Linked DNA regions of Mus musculus: regions 1 and 3 are each linked to region 2. The links are chromatin loops, found by intact Hi-C in ENCODE. Cell type or tissue: gastrocnemius. All regions are shown on one strand.

Region 1 (8,000 bases), 200 kb after region 2:
ATGTGACGCAGGTACCTACAGAGTCCAGAAGAGTTCTTGGAACCCCTGGAGCTAGAGTTACAGACAGCGATGAGCTGCCCAATGTGGCAGCTGGGAACGGAACTAGGATCCTCCGTAAGAGCAGAACGTGTTACAAACCACTCTGTTGTCCCTTCAGCTCCTATGCATCTTGTTGGTGATGGTGATTTTGTTTTTAAGACTGGGTCTCGCTTTATAGTCAAGGTTGGCTTAAACTCATGATTCACCTGCCTCTGCATTGCTGATATCAAGACTACAACCCCCACAGTCAGCTAATGGATGGATCACAGGGCTCCCAATGGAGGAGCTAGAGAAAGTACCCAAGGAGCTAAAGGGATCTGCAACCCTATAGGTGGATCAACATTATGAACTAACCAGTACCCCGGAGCTCTTGACTCTAGCTGCATATGTATCAAAAGATGGCCTAGTCGGCCATCACTGGAAAGAGAGGCCCATTGGACACACAAACTTTATATGCCCCAGAACAGGGGAACGCCAGGGCCAAAAAGGGGGAGTGGGTGGGTAGGGGAGTGGGGGTGGGTGGGTATGGGGGACTTTTGGTATAGCATTGGAAATGTAAATGAGCTAAATACCTAATAAAAAATGGAAAGAAAAAAAAAAAGACTACAACCGTGGGCCACCACATCCAACTGCAGTGTCTTTAAAGCTTAGTAACTAAAGGCAGTACAATTCTAAGCAATTAACAAGACCTTCAAAGGACCACGATGGAAGCACCTGACTTAAAACACAAAGTTGACAGGGAGCTATGAACGTTCAGAGCTGCAGAGGTGAATGTCTATATGGGATGTGTGTGTGTGTGTGTGTGTGTGTGTGTGTGTGTGTGTGTGTGTGTTCTTGCTAGTCACAGATTATGTCACATACTAGTATCAGATGACCAAAGTAAACTACATGTGGAAAAGACGAAAACCAAGGCCCAGCTGTAGTCAGTATAAGTCTCACCACAGCATACAATAGGTACTCTACAAATATTGGTTATGGCTCAGCCTCCTGGTGGAACAGAGATGGCGCCGTCACCACAGACACAAGCCCAGGCTAACCACTCAATCATTCTGCCTGCCAGAAAGCTGACTACTGAGTTAGTCTACATCAGCCAAACCCACGAGCAGCTTAAAAGCCGGGGGCCTGATAGCACTTTCAGATACTTATTAGAATCAAATGTTCCTACTTGAGCCTTTCGGAGAAGGGAACATTGTATCAAGTTTGGGAAGACTGGGAACACACAGCCCCCACTGAGCTATCAGGTCCCCGCCTCCAGTCCAGTCAACTGTTCTCTTTAAATTTCACAGTGGTTCCACTTTTAGACAATGGTTTCTGTCTAAAGGCGGTTCCCCATCACCATTCATGCAATTAAAATCAGTCTAAACTGATGCGTGAACAACAAAAGCAAAAAAAATCCAAAAAAGATTTTAGGAAATGAGCTGGTGTCCTTCATCAACTGAACAGCTGGATGTGTGAGAACTCAGGCTTACAGGCATCTCCGAATGTTCACATCCTCTACACATTCCTCAGCAGAGTACAAACAACCATCCAAGACACAGCATGGGCCAAGGCGCTTTCACCCTTGACCTATCTTAATACCCACAATGCCATTGTAAGACGGAAATCATGTGGTGCCCAGGATGGGACCAGGGCCTCAAGAATGTCAGCCACAGCCACAGTGCTACATAGAGTTTTAAGTTAAAACCTTGTGCCAGGCATGTGACACATACCTTTAATCCCAGCACTCAGGAGGCAGAGGCAGGCTGATCTCTGAGTTCGAGGCCAACCTGATCTATATAGTGAGTTCCAGGACAGCCAGGGCTACACAGAGAAACCTCTCAAAATACACACACATATACACACACACAGACACCACAACCAACACAACAAAAACAACCACAACAATACCCTTGCATTGATGATAAAGGAAAACCACTTAAGACTGACTTCTTTAGGATGCAAAGTTGAAGACCTGGTGGGAGCTCTCCTCTAGGAACCCTGACCAAGGAAGGACTAAGTGGTCCAGGCCATGTTCTTGAGGTCCATCCTGCACTTAGCTCTAAGGCAAGACTTAGGAGCTTTGTATAGCTCTCACCTGCCAGACTATGCATAAAGTCCAACGAACACACAATAGGTCTTCAACGTGTGAGTTGGAGTCTTTAAACAGGGGCACACCTGTTATCCAAATGTAGGAGAAAGAATCAAATTTCTTACTAGTGTGTGTCTCTCTGTCTAGTAGTGGGATGGAGAGTGGGGTGTCAGATGACAACTCTGCCGCCTTTCCTTCCACTTTCCCCTGGCCCCTGGAGGTTGAATTTAGATTGGCAGGACACCTTGACCTGAGCCATAGGGGAAGGGATAGAGTCAAATTTCAAGTGGTCCTAAGTTTGGGCCAGGTAAATGTAAATCGTCTGTCAAGTTCCTTCTATAGCACGCCCTTCCAAGGAAAGACCCTAGCGTATCAGGCTATTTCTGCGATGTGGGATTGCTTAAACTGACTCGTTTTAAAATGTACTCTGTCAAAAATGTTCCATAAAGTATATCATTGACCTATGTCTTAATTTTTGTTCCCTGCAAAACAGTACCAGTTCTAAGTACTTCTTTTAACTAACACGGGATCATTTTGTGCACCGTTGAAAGGGGTTTAATACAAATTTGTGAAATTTGGAAAAAACGACATAAAACCGCTCTTCAAACAGGATGTAAAATTTCAATACAACATCTCCCTCTAGGGGCCAATTTTAAATCACACTGGCAATTCAGAAAAGTGAAGTCGCCAGTGTAAACTGTCTCTCAAATACAACAGCCTCTTGCTTTTACCTAGACAAGTCATTGAAAATGACTCTTAAAAAATTTTAAAAGAGAAAATGCCTCTTACCAAATAGCTTCACCTTCATTAAATATCTCAAAAATTAAAACAAAAAATACTATTAAGAACAAATTCTATTGGTGACAGGTGACTAAAGAGAAGCAGGTTTCAAGATGAACTCAAGGCATAAACAAACTTAATGAGTACATGCTCAGAATAGTGGCTTTTTTTTTAAGCTTTGCTTTTATTTGACATGTATGGGCATTTTGCCTGCATGTAAGCCAGTGCACCATGTACATGCAGTACCCAAGGAGGCCAGAAGAGGGCTCCAATCCACCAGAACTGGAGTTACAAAGGTTGTAAGCCACCATGTGGGTGCTAGGAATCAAAGGCCAGACCTCCCGAAAAGAGGCCAGTACTCTTCACTGCTGAGCCATCACTCCAGTGTTTAAAATAACTAGAAAAAGCCAAGGACAGTGGTGTTAATGCCTGTAATCCTAGCACCTGTGACTCTGACCGAGGAGGACTGATATGAGGTCCAGTCCAGAGTGGTCTGTGCAGGAGAACACTGTTTCAACCACCACCGCAGCTGCCACCACCCCCGCCCCCGCTGCCCACCACCTTCATAACAAATCAGTGCTGCGGGAAGGAAATAAATTACCGCCCCCAGAAAGAGCGGTCTCTAGTGAACCCTGGTACATCTACAGTTCTCCACGCCCAACAATGTGCACGCCCAACAAAGTGACTTCCACACGAGGGAAGCACCCTGAGCGGCACCCCAGCCCAGTTCCAATTTTAATTCTCTCGATGGTATTGTCAAGAGTAAGGTCAGGTCTCTTTTCTTTTTAAGATTTATTTATTTTTATTTTGTGTATATGTGTTTGTGCCTGAGTGTATGCCTGTGCACAACATGCATGCATGCATTGCCTTCAGAGGCCAGAAGAGGGCACCAGATCCCCCGGGTCTGGAGTAATGGACAGTTGTGAACAGCATGTGAATGCTGAGAACCAAGCCAAGCTCCTCTGCAAGAGCAACAGAGCACTCTTAACCACTGAGCCATCTCTCTAGGCCCCATTCTTACCTTTCAACCCTGTCAGCTGTATTCAGTACTGTAGAAGAGAAATAAGTATTTCTGTTGAAAATATCGTTAAGCCAAATAATGCCCAATAGTATTCAAGTCTTCTCACAAAGCGAGCCCAGGTTTTCTGAGAGAGATGTGCCAGAGTCACCCTATAGCCACCCCTTCAGTGTTTTTACTGATGCTGTGTTTAAATGGACACTAACATGGCCACCAGAATTCCATCTACAAGACTGGTGTAGTTTGGGACCTGGGAGGCACCTCAGAGAATAAAGGTGCTTGCTGCCAAATCTGACAACCTGAGTTCAACCCCTGGGACCCCATGTGGTGGAAGGACAGACAGCACCAACTCTGGTGAGCCGTGGGTAAATATGATAGAAGTCAAAGTTTCTAGAGTTGGTTGTTGTAATCCACAACTGTCACCCCGGCACATAAGAGCCTGAGATAGAAAGAGCAGATGTTTTTAGGCTAGCCTGGGCTACACTGTAACCCTGTTTCTAAAACACAAAGGAAGGAGAGGTGGTTTTCCCACCCACTGGAACCAGTCAGGAGCCTTCTAAGCCAAGCATTGTCCAGTCCCCAATTCTATAGCCAGGCCCAGGGAACCCCAGACAGATGAAGTTTGGATTTACAAGTACACACCTAGACAGTTTTAAAATGCTTCTCCTAGAACAGTGGTTTTCAACCTTCCCAATGATGCAATCCTATTAACGGTTTCTCATGCTGTGGTGACCCAAGCATAAAATGACTTTTGTTGCTACTTCATAACTGTTATTTTGCTACTGTGACGACTATTAATGTAAATATTATCTGTGTTTCTGATGGTCTTGGGTGACCCCTGAACTACTGGCCTAGTGAGAAGCTCCTGGCTGCCGGCCCACCCTTACAGGTGTAGTGCTCTTGACTACCACTAGGGGGCACTGCGAGCCAACCTAAGACACCACATCCCCCTTACATGTAAGCCTTCAGTATTCCTTTACATAGAAGGGCCTGTCATCTTAGGTAGGCTTCCTAGCTCAGAGGCATCTAGAACTGATGCAAAACACATACACACACACTTACTTCGTCTGGGAATTGGGCTTAGCAGGCTCTCCTGTTGACCTGTCCCTCCCAGAAGCTGTTGGTCCCAGGCAGTTGGCGGAGAATTTCCAGTCTTTTCTGGCTGCACTAAGTGGGGTCACTGTCTCTTTACAGCTGTACCCCTCAAGTATTGGCCTCCTATTCACACCTCCTGTCTCTCTTTAGATCACTTTCCCCAGAACCTAACAACAACAACACTTGGCACTGTTAGGTAGCCCAGCTATTTTCTGAGAACAAACTGGAACGGAGACCTCTAAGTCTAATCTGGGTACTGAGGGAAGCAGGAGAGGCCACCAGGCCCCAGAGGCAGTGAGTGTTTCTGATGGAGTCCAGGACACTGAAAAGGAGCTACACCCTACGGCTCCTGACGCTTTAAACAGTTAGAAAGCAGAGATGGTCAAGTGAACATCGTGACTCTGTGGCTTATTTCTGGCATTAAAAAAAGAAAGTTTTTCCCTAGGTTCTTTACATAATATGTAAAGAAGGGGAGACTAATTGAGCAGACTTCCCAAGGCCTATAGCAGACAGATAAAGTACATAAGCCACACAAAGTTCAGAATGATTCAATGTCACTTGGGGTGGCAGTGGCCTGAAGTTTGAAGTGTATGGATGGTATCCAGCACAGCCAGGACACTGGAGAACAATGGGGTCCTCCCTGCTTACAGGCCAGAGCCTGCTTACAGCAGACTCTGTCAGCTCCTGGCTTTCTGTGTTTGCTGCAGTGAGAACATAGTCCTGTAGGGGTCAGTGAAAGTCCAGTGTCCAGAAATGTCCAGTTCTCAAGAAGTGGAGGATTTCACCCCAGATCTCACATGTGGGCTCCCAGCACAGGGGAGCAAGCTCTTACCATAGTGGCCTCATAGGTAGCCACAAGTCTAGAATCATCTCACAGCTAAGTGACACATGAGATAGCCTTGGAAACACAGTAGGTCTCCTGTGCCCCCATACTACCATCAGTGCTGGAGATGCTAGAGCATACTAGGCAAGCACTCCTCACTGAGCCACACTCCCTAACCTAGAGGTTCTGAGCAGATTTTGAAAACCATAACGGCTGTAGCCCTGGTAAGGAAAGCCGACTCTTCAGAAAGAGCAATCAGGGTGCATAGAAGACTGAGCCCAGAAGGACAAACAGGAGGAGGATGCAAAGGACACTGCAGGCGGCACCAGAGGCAGAAAGCAGGACACTCTGCCTGCTTTCTATCTAAGGGGACAGAGGCTTCCTGGTAAAGGAGCCCTAAACGTAGGAAAGATTGGGCTTACAGCCCGGCTCTGACACTTGATCAAGTAACTGCACAACTGCTGACTTCCGGGTATGTAAATGAGCATGGCAGAACCCCGCCCCCCAATCATGCAGGGCTACCTAGGGCCAGACCGGTGAATTCAGAGCTAGGGCTTCTTGCACAATGGTTTCCTCATGTTCCATAAAGGATGCCAAGTCTGTTAGGGTGATAGGCCTGCCCTGCCCCCAGCCCCAAAGAACTGCAAACAGAACCAGCCATAAAAAAGGGGGAGAAAAGAGCGGGAACAAAGGTCTTGCCACTGCCCGTTTAACGGCTTCCTTAACACCCAGGTGGCGTTAACCCTCAGGTTGATTGCTCAGAAAAATGTAAGATTACTGCTCCGAAAAGCTGCCAGCTATCCAGGACTCATATGGATCACCCATCTGTCACTTAAGTAGACAGTAGTAATGGAAGATACACCTCCCTTCATGACTTCCTTCTGGCACAGCCTCTCCTCCTCTCTCTACTCCTCTGAAAAGTCCCCTGTAGACTCGGGTACAGAACAGCAGGTTCCCTCCCATTGGCACCCTACCTGCACCTGTCTAAAACCCAAATTCTGGGAACTCCTCTTTCTCCTGAGCCTCTTGTCCCCACCAGCACCCAGGTGGGATCCCGACACACAACGCTGGTGCATAGAACAGCGGTGTCCGCCACCTTCTGCTGGGTTACATAGTTTTTCTTACCACAGGAGCACGTTAGCACTCTGCTCTCCTTACAAACCAAGAAAGACAGAGAGAAAAACAGACAGGCCAAGAGACAGTGCCAAGAGAGTATTGATCATAGCAGACACAGGATGCTGGCTTGCACTCCTGGTAGGTTAGCTCTGCAGCCATAGTTTGCCGTCAGCTGCAAGTTCTGTGTCCTTCTGAAGGGCACACCGAGTGACACATGGCTACCTGGGATGAAGGACTGGTTGCACACATATCTGGATGAGGCCAGTCCCGGGAACAGTGGCCATAAGGGACTTCACTAACCCAAGTTTCAGGGAAGATCCTGTTAGTTGTGAATGTCTCTACCGTCCACTCTGTCTGAAATGGTTTCTCTAGGATCCCAGCTACAGTGTCCCTGTATAAGCATTCCCATTGTACCCAATGCCCAAGAAAACGATAACCCCAATGCTTCCAATTCACATTACACCCAGATAAAAGCTCCCCCCACCCCCTCTTCTGTAAAGCACGTGGTAAGGAAGGGGGGAGAGAAAGCTCTGCCTGTGTGGGCAAGCTCAGGGCATCCCCTCCCCAAAGCGGTAACCAAGCCGCCAAATTTAGACACAGCTGCCACCGAAGCCCTAGGTTACAGTTTCTAGCTTGGCTCTGGAAACACCAAGAAGGGGGTTACCCTCCCCCACCCCCGTGTCCTCCCAGGGAAGGCTGACACATACAGCAACCATTTCCCTCCAATCGCTGAGCCAGGAGCACCCTTCCACACCCTCGGCAGATCACGGCTGCGTGCCTGCTTTCAGTAGCATGACTAATTAAGACGAAAATAAAAACAAAAACGGGTGCCAGTTCAATATGCCAGGAAGGCCGCGGAGAACGAGAAGGCGGGAATTCGGTCTGGATCTTTCACTTTATTGGCCTGGCGTGTGGCCAAGGACTCTTCATCAAAGAGAAAACTCGAGTCCCTCCGTTTCCCCCTTATGAATGCACATTTAATGTTCAACAAGAAAGTGAGCTTGGGTGAGCAAGGTGGTCAAAGTACCCTCATGAAATGTGCAACAGCCTGCTGTGTACAT
Region 2 (8,000 bases):
AGGCTTTCGAGCCAAAATAAACCAGAGCTGAGATTGCTGGCTTTTCTCTTTGGTGCTTGTAAGGCTGGGTCATTTCTGAGTCTTGCTTATCTAATCTGGAAAGTGTGGAAGGTCATTGGATGCAGTGACACCCAGCCAAGCTGCCACAGGACCAGTGCGTGCAGACGACCTGACACGTGCATGTGGATGTCTGCATCCCTACCGGGCATGACAACGGGAAGCCTTGGCCCCTGCATGGAGAGCAGACTAGACGTATGAAGAACCCTCGTAAAACTGGAGGCATTTTAGCTAAAATTACAACCCAATCCAGGGATTCCCATCCCTGCCCTGCCATCAGTCACCTCTGAGCCCTTCCAGACTATACCTTTACCAGCACAGCTCAGGGCCACCACTGGAAACCTCCAGAACCATGGTCATTGGAGATGCACCACCCTAGAAAGAAAGACTTTGTGGTGGCATTCCTTCCAGAGATGGTCACATTCCTCAGGTGGCATGGAACCAGACCCATTTGGTGAACTAACCTCTGTTGCTAGGTGCATTTTCTGGAGGGCCTTGTATACCTGATGAAGTCTGGCCACAATGCAAGACAGTCACAGGACTGTCAACCCCACCCCCACCCCCCAGCCCCCCTGTTAACAGCCCTGAGCTCATGGCCTGTGCATCCTGCTGCTGCCTCTCACCTCACACCCAGGGCAGCATCTCTTGTCTTCAGAGCACTGATGGCCAAGCTCAGGGATAGCCCAGGACTTGTGCTTTGCAACAGAGATCTCACCCTGCCTGCTTTGCCTGTATAGGCTCTGACAGTGACTTACAGGGCAGGAGCCAAGGAAGCTTAGGTAGCTCTCGTCCAGGGCCCTCCAAATGCAGTAGCAGCAAGGAAACATATTTCAGGCGTATCTTTTCTTCTGGGCAGGAGGGCACATAGCTCTGTGCTAGAATGTAGCAATCACAAGGCCCTGGGATTAGCATCAAGAACCAGAAATGATTAAAGGAAAACTGTTAGTTTTCAGCTAAACTGGACACTTAAGCTGATGATTATTTGCGGGTATAGGACGTGCAGGAACTTTTCATTCTGATCTTGTTGAAACTACCAAATATATAAACTGTTTCTAAATTAGCATTTCTGAGGCATAATTTACAGTTGAAATAAGTCGACTTTAATAAGTGTTGGCAAAAACCTGCACTGCTACTCACCTCCACAGAGGAGACTTGGTGTTTCTGTCCCCCCAGCTGTTCCTTTGTGCTGATGTCCTCTATAGTCCAACCTCAGCCCGCAGCAGCTACACATCAGATTTTTGTATGGGCAGCTTTCACAGTGCCTCTCCTTAGTGCTTTCACCTCTGAAAGGGGAGAGTGGGGACTGTAAAGATAGCCTAGTGGTTAAGAGCACACATTACTGTTGCAGAGGACCCACATTTAGTTCCCAGTATCCAAGTCCGAAATCTCACAACTGTCAGCCCCCAGGATCCTAGCACCTCTCTCAGTGGGCACTGCACACATGAGCACACATACCACACACTTTAAATAAAATAAGTCTTGAAACACATAAAAGGGCCTAGAACAGAATCTTTGACACTTTACAGACCTTTTTAATTTAAATATTTGGCCCATAAGGTGGAATAGTGGTGTTCTTTCCTAGAAAATGTGGGAAGGATTCTAATCTGGGGTAGATGTTTACTTTCTTGGACTGTGAGATGATGCCTGGCCTCTGTGAAGGATAGCTAAGGATAGTGCTGAACTGTTGGCAGCAGCCTCTGCTCCATTCATTTTATGCATTCCTGTCAGGCTGAGGGATAGGAGTTGACCATACACGTAAGACATCATTTGTAGACTCTCAGTTTTTCATGGTCTATAGCCCTGCTGTATGGGAATACTGCAGAGCTTGTTCTTAACTTCGAGCTCTCACATACGTGGCCAACTGATGACATGTGCTGGAGAAGGTGTTTTCCAGCAGGTAGCTGGGTATGAGGGCTCACCCTTCTTATCCCAGTATTGGGAGAAGGGTGACTGTAGTATAAGGCAAGCCTGAGCTACAGAGTGAGTCCTTTTGTCAAAAATAAACAAACATCTGTGGCATGACTGAATTTGCACTTGCAAAAGAAGGATTTTAGACTCTTCATGCCATGAATAAAGATTAGCCATGGGACTGGTTTGAGATGGCTTGACTCCTGGGGTACACCTGTGTTGCTGTTGGCCTTTGTTTCTCTCTCTGTCTCTCTCTCTGTCTCTCTGTCTGTCTCTCTCTCTCTCTCTCTCTCTCTCTCTCCCTCCCCTCCCCTCCGCTCCCCTCCCCTCCCCTCCCCTCCCCTCCCCCCCTCTCCTCTCCTCTCTTTTTCAGCTTCTTAACTAGTTTTACTCTCTCCCTTCCCTCTAGTTCTGGTCCCAACCTCTGTTCCTAAGTTTAGCAGCCGCCGTTCCTACAGAACAGAAATGACAACAGAAGCTCCATGTGCCACCACGGAATAGAGACAGCTGTGCGGGCCGCTTTCAACAGCATTTAGTGGGAATGTGTTAGCTCCAATTGCTTTAAAAGACCTCAGTATGAAAGTAGCTTAGGTGTGTGTGAGGCACACTGTGAACAGAGCATGCATGCATCTTATCTTTTGATCATATGTATTTACCATGTAGGAGTCAGTTCTCTCCTTCTAACACATGGATTCCAGGGACCCAACCCAGGCTCTGCAGGCCATGAGGAGCAAGCCAGTAAGCAGCACCCATCCTTGGCGTTAGCTTCTGCCTCCAGGTTGCTGCCCTCACTGCTTTGGATGATGGACTGTGTTGTGGAACTGTGGTGATGTGAGCCCTTTCCTCCCCAGCTTGCTTTGGTCATCACAGCAGTAGTCACCCTCACTGAGACAGTATGTTTTTGCTCTGGGATTGAAGGGGCTCTAGAAATGGCCTGTAGGCTTTCTCGAGATTGGGTGTGCTGGAAGTGAGAATACACTTCCCATCAGGCTGTGGGTTGCAACCCAGCAAATGGAGACCTCTGTGAACAGCATCAGGCTTTGTGTTCATCTGAACTTAGCTGTTCATTCAAAATGGCTCTGAGTAAAGAGAGTTGAGAGGGTTGTGTCCCTTTTTCTATTTACCTGACATGATGGGGCCCTGGAGAAACTGTGTACCTGTAGGCCCATCGTGACAGAGACAAGCAGGTCCCAAGAGCTTGCTGGCCAGCCTTCCTGCTGTTGTAAAGTGATAGGGTGGAGAATGATGGACACCTGATCTCTGGCCTCTGCATGCCTGTGCTTAATCATGGACCCTGCGGGGGTGGGGAGGGGCACTGTTTAAATGAGGTGATTGAAGTTAATGGGAGAGGCTGTGCTCGGCAAGTCTAAGACACTGGGTCTGATCTCTGGCTCTAAAAGAGGAAAGCAGAGGAAAATTATGAAGACATAAAAGAGAATGCTGTTACCTAAAAAGAGGGTGCCGGGGAGCCAGGTGCCATCTGGCTATGGAGGTCCACCTGCTGATTGATACCAGCCTAGACAAATGTGAGAAGGAATGATTGTTGAGGACAAAGTCTCCATGAGATTAGCCTGTGGGCAAGCCTGTAGGGTATTTTCTTTTCTTTCTTTTTTTTGTTTTTGTTTTTTGTTTTTTGATGTTTTTTGTTGTTGTTGTTTTTGTTTGTTTGTTTTTGAGACAGGGTTTCTCTGTATAGCTCTGGCTGTCCTGGAACTCACTTTGTAGACCAGGCTGGCCTCGAACTCAGAAATCCACCTGTCTCTGCCTCCTAATGGGTGATTGATGTGGGTGGAGGGTGTGGCAGGTGGCTTGAGGTTCTATAAGTAAGCAAGCCACGATGAACAAGGCATATTCTTTATTATTCCTCCGTGATCTCTGCTTCAGTTCCTGCCTCCAGTTCCTGCCCTGACTTCTTTTGGTGATCAACTGTGATGTGGAAATGTAAACTGAAATGAACCTTTCCTCCCCCAAATTCTTTTGGTTATGGTGTTTCTCACAGTAATAGGAAACTGCGATGCCACCGTTAGTCATGGTGACCACGACAGCAGTATGAACCTGAGACAGGCCCCACTAGAAACCAGATTTTATTTCCTCCTGCCCACCCATGCCAGGCTGCTTCACCTGATCATACGTTTCATGACCTTAAAACTGGGAGTTCTGGCATCAAATAAATGAACTTTCAAGATTCATGTTATCTTGCTTACTGCGGATGCTGGCTTCTGTGGAAATGATCAAGGCTTTACTATTACAAGTTTTATAAATGCTATGTTCCTGGTACATACAAGGGGGAGCAGCGCTCCATCACCACTCAGCCGTGGTGGGTGGAACCCACGAGCTGCTCTAAAAGTGGATTTATTGGTTGCAATCAGATGTTTCTGCTCAAGGTGGTGCTGTTTCCCCATCAATGCTGTGACTGCGTGTTTTTATTTCCGCGGGGTCTGCATTCAGCAGCTAGTCAGTGTGCCTACCTTTGCCTTTTGTTATTCCCAAGTTGTCTGCCCTTGAGAAGCCACCACAGAGTTGTGGAAATGCACACTTACCCGGCCTCTGTATTTCCATAAGAGAAGCGAGTCAGAGCAACCTAGAAGTCTGAGTTTTGTTCTGTTTTGTAATGCTGGGGTGGAACCCCGGCCTCCTACATGCCAGACAAGCAACCTGCCATTGGACTACACCTTAGCTCTCAGGCATTTCTTAAAACAGTACTTTCTGTTTGTTTTGTTCTTCATACAAGGTCTCCTGTAGCCCAGACTGCCCTTAGGCTTGCTATGTAGCCAAGGATGGCTTTGGACTCCTGATCCTCACCACCATGCCCGGGCGTATGCCGTGTTGGTGATGGAGCAGAGCCTGGTGTATGCTAGCCAGGGATCCTACCGACTAAAACCCACCCCAACCCCGAGACAGTGCTTGAGGTCTTCCACCTTGCTTTTTATGTTTTAAAGTAAATGTGCTTTTAGGTCTCAAACATTTAAAGATCATGTACATCGTGGGAATAAAGAGTCAGAATAGTTCTCTCAAACCTATCACCGTATGGGGAGGAACTTACATTCACAGAATCGCCTGTGTCAGGACCCATAATAACCATTTCTTCCTCCTTGTCACCCACAGACATGCATCATTATAGCTGTGTTTATCCCTGACCTAATGAGTAATTGTTCTGTTTGGTTTTAGATCCGGGGTTTTCTGTCACGGTTCGATAATGTTCTTCCTGTCAGCCTGGCATTTGATAAATGTACAGCCTGTTCACCCAAAGTAAGTCATTTTACCTCTGAGCAATTTAACCTCATCCTAACCCACTCGGGCCAGTGGGGTGGTGCGTGCATGCGTGCGTGAGTAGAGGAAGGGAGCCCGGTAGGCTTGGTCCTGCTGCTGTTGATCTGCATTCATCCACAGAAGCCAGCTTGGGAAATCTCAGGTCCTAGTGTGCAGAGAGCCTGAGCTAGCTGCTGGGTCAGCTCTTGCTGTACAGTACTTTCAGTTTGGTCATAAAGCTCTCCTGAGTGTCTCGGTCCCCGCCTGAGGGGTTCCTTCCTCGCATCTACTCAGCAGTGCAGCTTCTTATGCTTTCCCCAGAAGGTGGGGGTTTCAGGCAGGCCCAGCTGTGTTTTGGAGATGTTCCTAATGCAAAGGAACAGCAAGCAGAGATGAGGGGCCTGGATTGGGAGGCCGGAACAAGGCCCCTTCCTCTTTGATCTTTCCAGCAGCTCTAAAAATAGAGCAGGGCTGTTGTCCACTGTAATGGGAACCGGCTGATGTATCTCAAAACGACATGGCATCTCAGTTTTTAATAGGCTCTGAGTTATTCTCGCATGTGTACTGTACGTGACAGCTGATTCCCTTTGGATGTCCCTTTAAGCCAGTGCTTCTCAACCTTCCTAATGCTGCGACTCTTTAGGACAGTTCCTCATGTTATGGTGACCGCAACCATAAAATTATTTTTGTCACTACTTCATAACTATAATTTTTCTACTGCTATGAATCATGATGTAAATATCTGATACACAACCCCTGTGAAAGGGTCGTTCCTCTCCGAAAGAGGTCACAACCCTCTGGTTGAGAGCCACCACTTTAAGCCTTCAACCTCCCCATCTCCAGCTCCTACTTGGGGTGCTATGCAGAGTAGCTTATGGGGGTCACTCATCCCAAGATGGCGTTTCTCAGAGGTCTGAGGTTTCCCTGCTATGCCTCCTGCAATGGGCAGAGCTGAGGGAATTGAATTCTAGGAAAAGTCTACTTAGAGTGGCTTCTGTCCTGACCTGTTTACCTAACAGTGGAATCTGGGATAGATAAGCCACAGTAATGGATTTGGTTAAATCTAGGCACTCCCGAGTGGAGAGTGGTTTGTTTTCCTTTCTGCTCTGAGAGTAAACTAAGCCTGCTTTATTGTTGGGCATCTCAAGTGCCTGGTTGAGATTGAAACCTTATAATTTGTGGGTAGATGACCTCTGAGCCCATTCTTCTTGCTGTTTCTCAAGGTATCCTGTATCCTCTTTGGCAGGACCCTGAGGGTGGTAATGTGCACATCTGTTTGCAGGGACAGGGTCTCAGGGCTGTGTGCTCCTTAGTGGAAATGTCTGTCTGTCTGTCTGTCTGTCTGTCTGTCTGTCTGTCTTTTCATTGTACGGCTGAACTAATTGCTCTCCAAATAACTTGGCTGGATTATTTTCAAACTGAAATCCTTTGGTGCCCATGCCAGAAGTGTCTCTGTGGCTTTATGTAGGTCTAGCTCATCAATGAAATGAAGATAATTGGGTTCTCAGAGAAATGTGAGCATTTGCTTTCCTGCTCTGTTTCTAATTAAATCAGCCCATAAGATGCTGTCTGTCTATAAAGAAGCCCAAGGGTACCTCAGGCTGCCCCTCTTTTTTCTTTAAGAAAGAATAGCTTTTTGTATTTTTGTCCTCCCTCCTTGGAAGCATGAGATTAAACACAGGTATGGTGTCTTTGTTACCAGAGTTATTTCCTGTCAGTGGCCATTCAGAGTCCTGCGTTACACAAACTTGCCAGGCGAGTTAATACAACCTGATGTGGATTTTCACAGCTGCACTGTCCCACAGCGATCACTTTTCATGTGGTCTGGATATTGGGTTTCCTTTGTGCCGAGAAGGCTGCACCTCTTTCCAGGAGAAGCCCCTCATTTACTTTCTTGGCCCCCCTCCCTGCCATCTGCATCATCTGTTCTCCGAGCGTTGATTCTTCGAAATGACAATTCCAATTAAGCGGAATCGCTCGCTCTATGAGAGCTTGCTTAACGCTTACTCAGCAGGATGTTTTTTATACTGAGTCATGTCTGAGTTGCTGCTGTTTGAATCAAAATTCTTTGGAGCTAAAAGCAAGTTCTACAAATTTTTCCTTTGATATTCATGAAGTCATTTTTTTAAAAATTTTTCCTCAGTCTTAGGAATTTCATACATGTATACAATGACACATTAGCATATCTTTCTGTTTCTTCTCTTCAACTCCCCTTAAACCATCCTCCAACACAGCCTTTCCCTACCACATGCCCCCACCCTTAACCTACTTAGTCCCACTACACTTTCTGCATGTACATGGATGTGGGGAAGGACTTGGGAAATCCTCTATCAAGGCCACACATTCAAGAGAGAATAATTCTCCCTCCCCCAGAAGCTATCAGCTGCCAGTAGCTTTCCAGGAAGAGATGGGGGCCTGGGTCATACCTCAACCATCTGGGCTGGAATTTTGACTGGATTTGTCTTACCTAGGACTCCTGCAGGTAGCCATAGTTTCTCCGAGTTCATGAGTGCGCCAAAATGTCAAGTCCAGAACTTTGAATTTTAGGACTCTCCTCAGCTCCAGCTCTTTTGTGCCTCCTGCCTTCTGTCTTCTCCAGCCATTGTGGAGGTGGTAGTGGTGTTTAGAAGCCCGTCCCACTGAGGACCAAGCCTCTGTCTCTTGTTCCCATGAGGTGATGTTTTCCTTTGTTGGTTTCCAGTATCCATCCCCCTTCACTCCCACCCCAAAGAGAGGCTCACTCTACTCCTGCTTGGTTTAGCTTCAAATATAGGAAGGGGCCGGGG
Region 3 (8,000 bases), 540 kb after region 2:
ATTGGTGTTTCAGAATACCAGGATCAGGAGGCCAAAGTGGGCTTTAGATTCAAAATTCACTCCATGGCCTGCTTAGCGTGGAGCTTTCTCAATAACCATATCACCCTCTCTGGTAAGCCTGTTTATCCTCTGCAAATGAGAGTTGGACCCCAGAATCTTTGAGTCTTCTAAAGTGGACATTTCCTAAAGGACACATTGCCCCAGATACAGGAAGAATCAAGATGAGTGGCAAGCAGAGAAACTGTACTGGCCAGGAGCAAGGACAGGAGTCAGGCCGGTTAATGAGCATAGCGTGTTTGGAGACAGACTGAAATATCAAAGGATGAAAACTGCCTGCTCTTACGGCATTCCCTTCCTGCTCCTCTCCCTGTGAGATTTCAGCCCCAGGCCATGCCCTCTCCTTGATTTTCTTCTTCTTCTTCTTACTCCCAGTAGTTAGCATCTCAGAACCCTGGTCCAGGAGGAGAGAAAGGAAAGTGGTCATGGCAGATGTTTGCAGCAGAAACAAACGGTTCCTGTCTCTGCTGAGGAACACCATTCTAGCTAACCAATACACTTTGCTGACTTAAACTGTACTTGTTCCCACACTGCATAAGGGCCTTTACATTTCTAGACTTCTTCCTCACCTGGTCACATCTTCCATTAGGTCATGGACTGCAGCATGCCATTGATTGGGGAACACCAAGTGGAGGACAGACAACTCATCACTGATCTAGTCATCAGCAAGATGAACCAGCTATTGTCCAGGACTCCTGCCCTGTCTCCACAGAGACCTTTAACCACCCAACAGCCACAGGTAAGGAACTGCAAAGAGTCCCAGCAGTCATGAGCCTCTGCTCCAGACACTGTGACTGTAGGAGGAAGCAGAGGTCAGATACGTGCTGGGATCCACAGTTCTATCTCTTCCTTCTCTCTGGTTCCGTCCCCTCTGGGTTATCTTCAAGTATCCCCTTTAAAGCTCCCCTCCCTCGCCCTTCAGCAGTCTGCAGTATTAGCTTCAGAACCATGCAGAGACAGGGTAGTAGATCTTCACCCTGAACTCAAAGACTCCAGGGAGCTACGTCCCATTTCGCCTATGACTCAGGGTGTCTTGTTTTGAACTAGGGGATCTCTGTGGGACATCCAGGTGTGGGGTAGAATTTTTCTGAGTAGAAGAAGGGAAAAGTCAGTCCCCTCTTGTGGGGGGAGACTGACAGGTAAATTTAAATAGAAATCTCTTTTTGTTCCTGTGGGAGAGAAGTTGACTGTTCTCAGTTTGTGTGATACACGACTCCCATCAGTCAGGTTCAGCTTTACTGGAAAATCTACATAAACCTCTGTAGAACATTAGGCTCAGGAGCTCTGTAACAATCCAAAGGATAGATAAGACCTCAGACTTGAAGTTCTGAGTCCATGAGGGAGATATCTCATTTTTCATAAATATCTCCATGATTCTCTCCACTAAGCTTTTATATATTAGGGTAGTAGGAATGTTAACAGTGAATCAAAGAACTGAGTCTTAGTGAACTTTCCCCGTAAACATCTGTGTGACTTTGTGAGGAATCACTTTCCTTTAATGAAGCGTAGGTTTTGCCATTTTTGTTAGAATTCTCTTAGAAACTTATCCTTCAAAATTTAACTTGAAAGAGTTATAGGGATAGAAATAGAAATAGAATAGTGTAGAGTGTCCATTTTGAAATGAACATCAAGTGTGAATTGTAAACCTGAATCTGTTGGCTTTCTGACCTTGGAAAAGGTTCATAGCAACAGTTAAGATAAGGTAACCATGGCCCATATCCCTAGAGTTTTATGAGAATTAAGAGAAAAAGAAAAAGCCCTCAGATAAGGCAGAACAACATGAAGCACCGGGAAGGACGCATAGGCAAGAAGTACGGTCTGGATTTGGATCCCACAGTCTGAGGCTTGGAGAAGCATTGGCATGTTGTGTGGAGATGAGCGAGTACCATCCAAGACTGCACTGCACTCACGAGCAAGCCAGCAGCCTTCTAGAAATCCCTCAGTGAGAACGAATAAAGGGCTGAAAGTTTATACCTGGCAGGGAAAATCAGGCTGGGTTATTTAGGGTAGAGGCTAATTACCCTAAACACTTGAGCATTGCAGAATTGTAGATAGAAACATTGATATTCAGGGGAATGAACCTGAATTGCCAAAAGATTTGTTATTTTTAGTCAGTAGTATATATACCTTTTAAGGTAGGTAAAAACATGATGTACAATAAATATTTTCACCAAACTTTTCACCCAAATTGATTAAATTGAAATAATGTGGCAGTTGATAAGTTAAGCCCCTTTCTGGGTCTGTTTATTCCTCTCTTGTGGGCAATCCAATCTAAGTATCTTTTGTGCTCTAAAATTTTCTCTGGAGCCAGGCCCAGTGGCATATGCCTTTAATCACAGCAATGGAGAGGCAGAGGCAGGCAGATCTCTGCTAGTATATAAATTGAATGCCAGACCAACCAGATCTCTACAGTGAGACATAAATAATTTGGGGGGAAGGAGTGGAATATTTCCATCCTCATCGATTGTACAGAAAATGGGAGCTTCTGGGTGACAGAGGTTGGCTCTCACTCTCTGGGATGTCCAAGTTGAGGGTGGCATTGTGCAGTGTCACACCATCTATTACTGCTGGTGAGCATTTCCCTTTTTCTGACATCTGGCTCTGGCAAATTACTTAGTGGTTAAATTTTATAATTTTGTAAATGTAATGAAATCAAGATGTTTGTGTCCCAGTATTCCTTCCAGATCCTAGAATGCCTCTGTAAATAGTTAATGATAACCAGTTAATCACATTGCAGGCTTAATTTCAGCACAGGAACCCTAAGGGGACAACACCCAAATCATATCCAAACCATAATATTCCCCCTTTTAAAAACAAACAATAAGTATTTTCAGTGTAAGCATCTCAGCAGAGCACACTGGCAACCAGGATACTCCCCTGTTATGACACACCCTCCCTCCCAGCCTCTCCAGACTGTTTCCTCACTTGTAAAATGGAGTTAAATGGGTGATTTCTGGATCCCATCCAATACCAGGGTCACCTGCAGTTGGCCAGACCACAAAGTCTGAGGGCATAGTCCTGCACAATGTCTCACTAAGGCCTAGTTAACTTTAATAGAGGACATTACGCAGTAAGACCATCTTCCCTTCTGACATCAACTGAAAGTTCTGGAATTCTAATAGAACTCTGCAGGCATCCAGGAACTCACTGAAAATTATACTCACAGTCACTGCATGTTGTGGAAAACAATTCTGATCAAAACCAAGCCACAGGAAAATGCATAGTGAAGAATCTGAGAAGGTCTAAAAGCAAGCTTCTGTTGCCCCTGGAGTATATCTCTTTCCCTGCATCCATTGGTAATATCTCAGGGATATCACCAATCAGAAGGGTCACCTGAGCGTCACTGTTCAGAGTCATTGCTGGGAATTCATTACCTAAGCCTAACTGATCCGATTGAGCTATCCACACATCCCTCCCACCCTAGATGGCAAACTGATACATGCGGTCTAAGGGGTCCACTGTGAATCACACAGTTCTTGCTTTTCCACCAACACCCTTTGCCTAAATTTCCCCAGGCTGTTTACATAGGTTCTCACTTACCTTTCGCCCACGTGCCCTCTTACATTTTGTGTTCCTGTCGTAGCAATGCCGATCTCAATGGCCTATGCCTCTCTTGTAGCCTCTCCCTAAAATGATTTCCCTCTTTTGTTTTTGGCACGGCTCACTGTTTTGGTAAAGAAACTTTCACCACAGTATAACTAACATTCTTCAATCATCCAAAGATGCCGCCTGCTCAGCAGCTGCTGCCTCTCCTCCTGGAGTTGTGGTTTTCTACTTTCTATCAGGAGAGATTGTTCTTCCCTCTTTGTTTGTTCTTCACTCCTGCCAGGATGCAAGCTCTTTGTAAACAGGAATCTGCTCATCATTTCATCTAAAGGGCTTAGAAAGCATCCAGAATCTAGCAGCCACTGACTATAGTCACACAGGGCTCTCCAGGTGGGATCTCATGTGACTTCATCAGTACAGTGCAGGCCTAGACAAACTAAGAGGCCATCACTAGGCGATGTGATTTCATGAGCCCACCAGCATATATGTGGCCAATCATTGACCTAAATATTGTTATGCAGCACATGACTGAACATCACAGGTGCTCTAAAAAAGGTGGTTGAGAGCAGTTTGCCCAAGTTGCACTCTGTTGTCTGTAGAAAAGGTAAACTACAATAACAAATATAAATCTAATTTTAATACCTCTGCATTTAGGAATAGTTTACCTTTGTCATTTATAATGACCTGTTACTGAATTCCTATCCTAACTTGCTTTTCTTATGCTACCTCTGCCCCTGTAGGTGACACAGAACATGACTGATGATGTGTCCCCATTTGTAATCAGCACCTTTGATGGCCCTCTCATCCTATTTGGGATTAATGTCAGGATCCTAAGGGACCCTTGGTAGCATGCAAACAGAAGAGCTATAAATCAAGAATCATTGCCTGGGTCCCAGCCTACATGTCACATCTCCTGCCAAACCCCTGCATGTGTCATGTATGCCACTCCTCACCCAAGCCACTCTTGTTAGCTTCATTTGTGACCATGCAACCACAGGCTGAATGAGAAAGAACTTACAGCTTGAATCACATAGCCCCATGATTTGCTCTTTGCCCAGTAATATAGAAGAGGACCAGGACAGAACTGTGACTTGGAAAACATAAGCTAGCTAACCACTGTGCATCCTCCCAAGAGTCAGGGAGGCATTGACCACATCACCAAAAGCAGAGCGAGCGGTCAACAACAAAGCTCCATTTGGCTGTCAATGACTAGGTCTCAGCCTGGCTGGAATATTAACCTCCAGGCTGTCCCATGCAATGAAACCTCTACAGTGGTATGCTGTTCTCAGGGTGGCAGTGACACCTTGTGGCCAATGATTGCAGAGCCTCTGTGGTTCATACTTAGCCTTTTGCCTGGTACCCCTGCTGTCCCATCCCCCAAACATACTCAGTCATTTAGAGTAGAAACTTGCTTACTGCTTCCATCTCTAGGGCTTAGGAAAAACCTAGTACCCAGGACCACTGACTATGTCAAGAACAGCTTGACAATTGAGAAACCCCTGAGAAGTGTGAGATGAATCACCAGGATCTGAGACAGGCCTGAAGCTGGGGCTGCGGAGAGCTGGAGCTGCTTCCTAGACTCCCACCTTCAGGTGGCCAGAATTTCAGGTGCTGATTCAGTGAATCTGGTCCTGGTCTTTCTCTGGCACCCCATTGTTATATATTTTACCAGCTCCCTGTTTGGCTTGTGGATGAGGTCCATAGAGACCAAGTTTAAGACCAGGCCTTGGGAAGCATTGACCTGCATTGATGTGCATCTGGGAAAAAGTGAAGCTCGCTCTCTCTCTCTCACTGCCTGAACTGATCAGAAAACACACTGAATGTTGCTTCTAGTCCAAGGGTGGTAATATAACAGGATGGATTCCAACTGAGAGGAGAGGCCAGGATGTTGGGGCTTGTGGCTCATCTACTTTATGGACAAAAGTAAGAGAGCTGTGGCAACAGAGGATGTAGTTCAGCTGGCAGAGTACTTGTATACCACGACTCAAGCGTGCGTGCCTTGGGATCAGTCTCCAGCATAGGCATAAGCCAGGTGTGGTGGCTCCCTTGTAATCTCAGCCTTCTTTCGGTGGAGATATATGAATCAAAAGCTCTGGGTCATCCTTCACTATACAGCAGATTTGATGTTAGCTTAGTATACATGGACCTCTGTCTCAGACCAAACAACATAAGCTAAAGGAGCTTCAGTTGACTACCAGCTGTTTCCAGAAGGCTATGACTCAATGTCTTTAGCTTTCTGATGCCGTCACGGATTAGAAATGGTCCCAGAGGCAAATCTGCTGGAAGACAGGCTTTGACCTTGTATTAAGGAATCAACTCGCCGATACTGAGAGCAGCAACTGCTGCTCGGGACCATGTGACTGTCACATTAATGTTCAGATTTCAGCAGGATAAGCTACTTACTGGGTGGGGAGGTGGTGACAGGATGGGTGGGGGCTGATGAGGCAAGTAGCTCTCAGAACCTTCCAGAACTAGAGTACTGTGCTCCAGGCTGAGTGTAACCACCAGACCTGGGAGAGGTAGTGGGAAAAACTTAGAATAAAAGGACTGGGGTGGGAGGTGTTGGAGCAATGGCTCAGTGCTTAGGAGCACTGGCTGCTCTGGCAGAGGGCCCCCTCTAGTTCCTAGCTCACAGCTATCTGCAAGGATTAAAGATACTTTTCTCTAACTTCTGTGGGCCCCAAGCATGCACACGGCACCCATACATATATGTAGGCAAACACTCATACATATATGATAAATTTTTCTGTGAACTTGTACAAGGAGACCAAGATGAGAGGGGATCTCTTCACTCTGAGAACAGCCTCCAGGGCTGGACGATTAGGGAGAGGCACAACCATCCCTTCAATCCCATATCAGGACTGTTTCACTTGTTCTAAGAGGTAAAGTTAGGACAAACCAAGGCCTTCCTGCTTCCCACAGCAGGCCCGGCTTGAGAGAACGTGTTCCCCAGTGAGTAGAAGCTGAGAACTCCAGGAGATTGGGGGCAGGTTCAGATAAAGCCACCAGTGACTAGATCCCTTAACGAACTATTAAGAGAAACCAGTTATTTTGGGATTGTCTTTACTTTCATGGACATCTTTAATCACTCAAAACTGACATTCTGACCTAGGGTGACCTGATCCTCAGAGCCCCCATAGGACTTGTGGCCCCCACGGACCATTTCTGGTGTCCTCAGGTTATGGAAGGGCCACTATCCAGGCAGTGGTCTTTGCCCAAGAGTAATTCCCCTGGGAAGGAAGGGGCATCATCTCATTCCTGGATACCTTTTATACCCTTGCAGAGGAAGGAAAGGGGCAGTGGCAACTGAAAGGTCTCAAGGTGCTGAAAACATACTGTCCCCTTTGCTCTACAACCTCCTGACCACATTCCTTCCTGCTGCTTCATTCTCCCTGGAGTACTGGACCGGGGAAGCAAGGCCTGGGGGAGCTGATCAGAATAGTTCTGTGGCGTGGCCAGCAAGGAGCTTGGCCTGGCCCCTTTCCTGGGGCCAGACCCTGGGACCCTTTCCCAATTTCCTGTCTCAGATATGCTGAGCAAGCACAGGCCTTCCTCCTGGTGGGGGCAGCTGGTGTTAAGCCAACAATTCTCAAAAGTTGAGTCACTCAATGTCTTTCCTTCCTCAGCTTTCCATCCTGTTGGGGCCTCACTTAGATAGGAGCTCCTCTGCCAGTCTGTCTAACAAAAGCCACAGGGTGGGAAATTAGATGTACCTTCAGCAAAACCCCCATAGATCCTCATGGGCTACGTTTCTCTCTCAGGCCAGTGATCTGCAATTGAGTGGATCTTGCCCAAACTAAGGCAGTGATGTATAGAGAGAAGGCATGGTCTAACCCAACCCCAAATCCCCCACACAAGAACTACCCTCCGTGTGCACAAGATGACAGGAAACTAGTTAGCAATATCTTTTCCATTGATACATGTAGTTCTCACACTGTAGATTTACTCTTATTTAAACAAAAACAATGGCGTTACCATATATTATTCACTGGCTAGGACTTTATAGTTTATAAAGCTCATTTGATGTTTTTAAGCCTCAAAACTCTTATGTGAGATATGGAGGTTGTAATTCTTTATGTGTTGACATATCAGGAAAGACAATGAAGATGACCTATCCAGAGTCACCTGGCTGCTAAGAAGAGCTGGACCATCTGACCCCCAGCTCAGAAGGGTCTGTGTAATACCATGCACCGGGGCTTTTTGGTATGCCTGTGAGGGGGAAGGAAAGAAAGGGAAACCTGGGCACTCGTGGTGCCGTATGAGGAAACTTGCTCTCCTCCATTGATAGCCAGATGCTTGACCTGTCACTTCACCAGCTGCTTCATGGGACATTCATCTCTTCTGCCCCCCAGCCCCTTTGATTGCTAAAGCCCCACAGACCCAGCAGAGCAGGATAT

Evidence for each region. Hi-C counts contacts between places; a loop is a spot of excess contacts. Peaks named below come from ENCODE experiments on the same cell type or tissue, not always from the same donor. Only the 100,000 strongest peaks of a DNase experiment are listed, where the experiment ranks them.
Region 1: a loop joins it to region 2, with 11 times the contacts of the local background. A loop is called at or near these places in 34 of 42 quality-filtered maps.
Region 3: a loop joins it to region 2, with 5 times the contacts of the local background. A loop is called at or near these places in 4 of 42 quality-filtered maps.

What each region holds. Positions count from the first base shown.
Region 1 is chr6:114,923,821-114,931,820 of GRCm38, forward strand. It overlaps a transcript of Vgll4 not described here. Among named protein-coding and RNA genes, the nearest start is that of Vgll4, 6.0 kb to the left of the region's middle. In gastrocnemius, CTCF peaks have their summits at 2,745, 3,147 (motif pointing right), 4,809 (motif pointing right), 5,709 (motif pointing right) and 1 weaker place; DNase peaks (open chromatin) are centred at 3,157, 3,745, 4,808, 5,747 and 5 more places; H3K4me3 peaks cover 1,575 bases; H3K27ac peaks cover 2,045 bases.
Region 2 is chr6:114,719,761-114,727,760 of GRCm38, forward strand. Atg7 (autophagy related 7) reads left to right here. Exons shown (of 19, transcript NM_028835.5): 17 at 5,134-5,214. Among named protein-coding and RNA genes, the nearest start is that of Gm52917, 11 kb to the right of the region's middle. In gastrocnemius, a CTCF peak has its summit at 4,348; DNase peaks (open chromatin) are centred at 4,345 and 7,107; H3K4me3 peaks cover 864 bases; H3K27ac peaks cover 2,054 bases.
Region 3 is chr6:115,263,186-115,271,185 of GRCm38, forward strand. It overlaps Syn2 (synapsin II), which reads left to right. Exons shown (of 13, transcript NM_001111015.1): 10 at 647-796. Among named protein-coding and RNA genes, the nearest start is that of Timp4, 15 kb to the left of the region's middle. In gastrocnemius, a CTCF peak has its summit at 4,917 (motif pointing left); a DNase peak (open chromatin) is centred at 4,899; H3K27ac peaks cover 5,683 bases.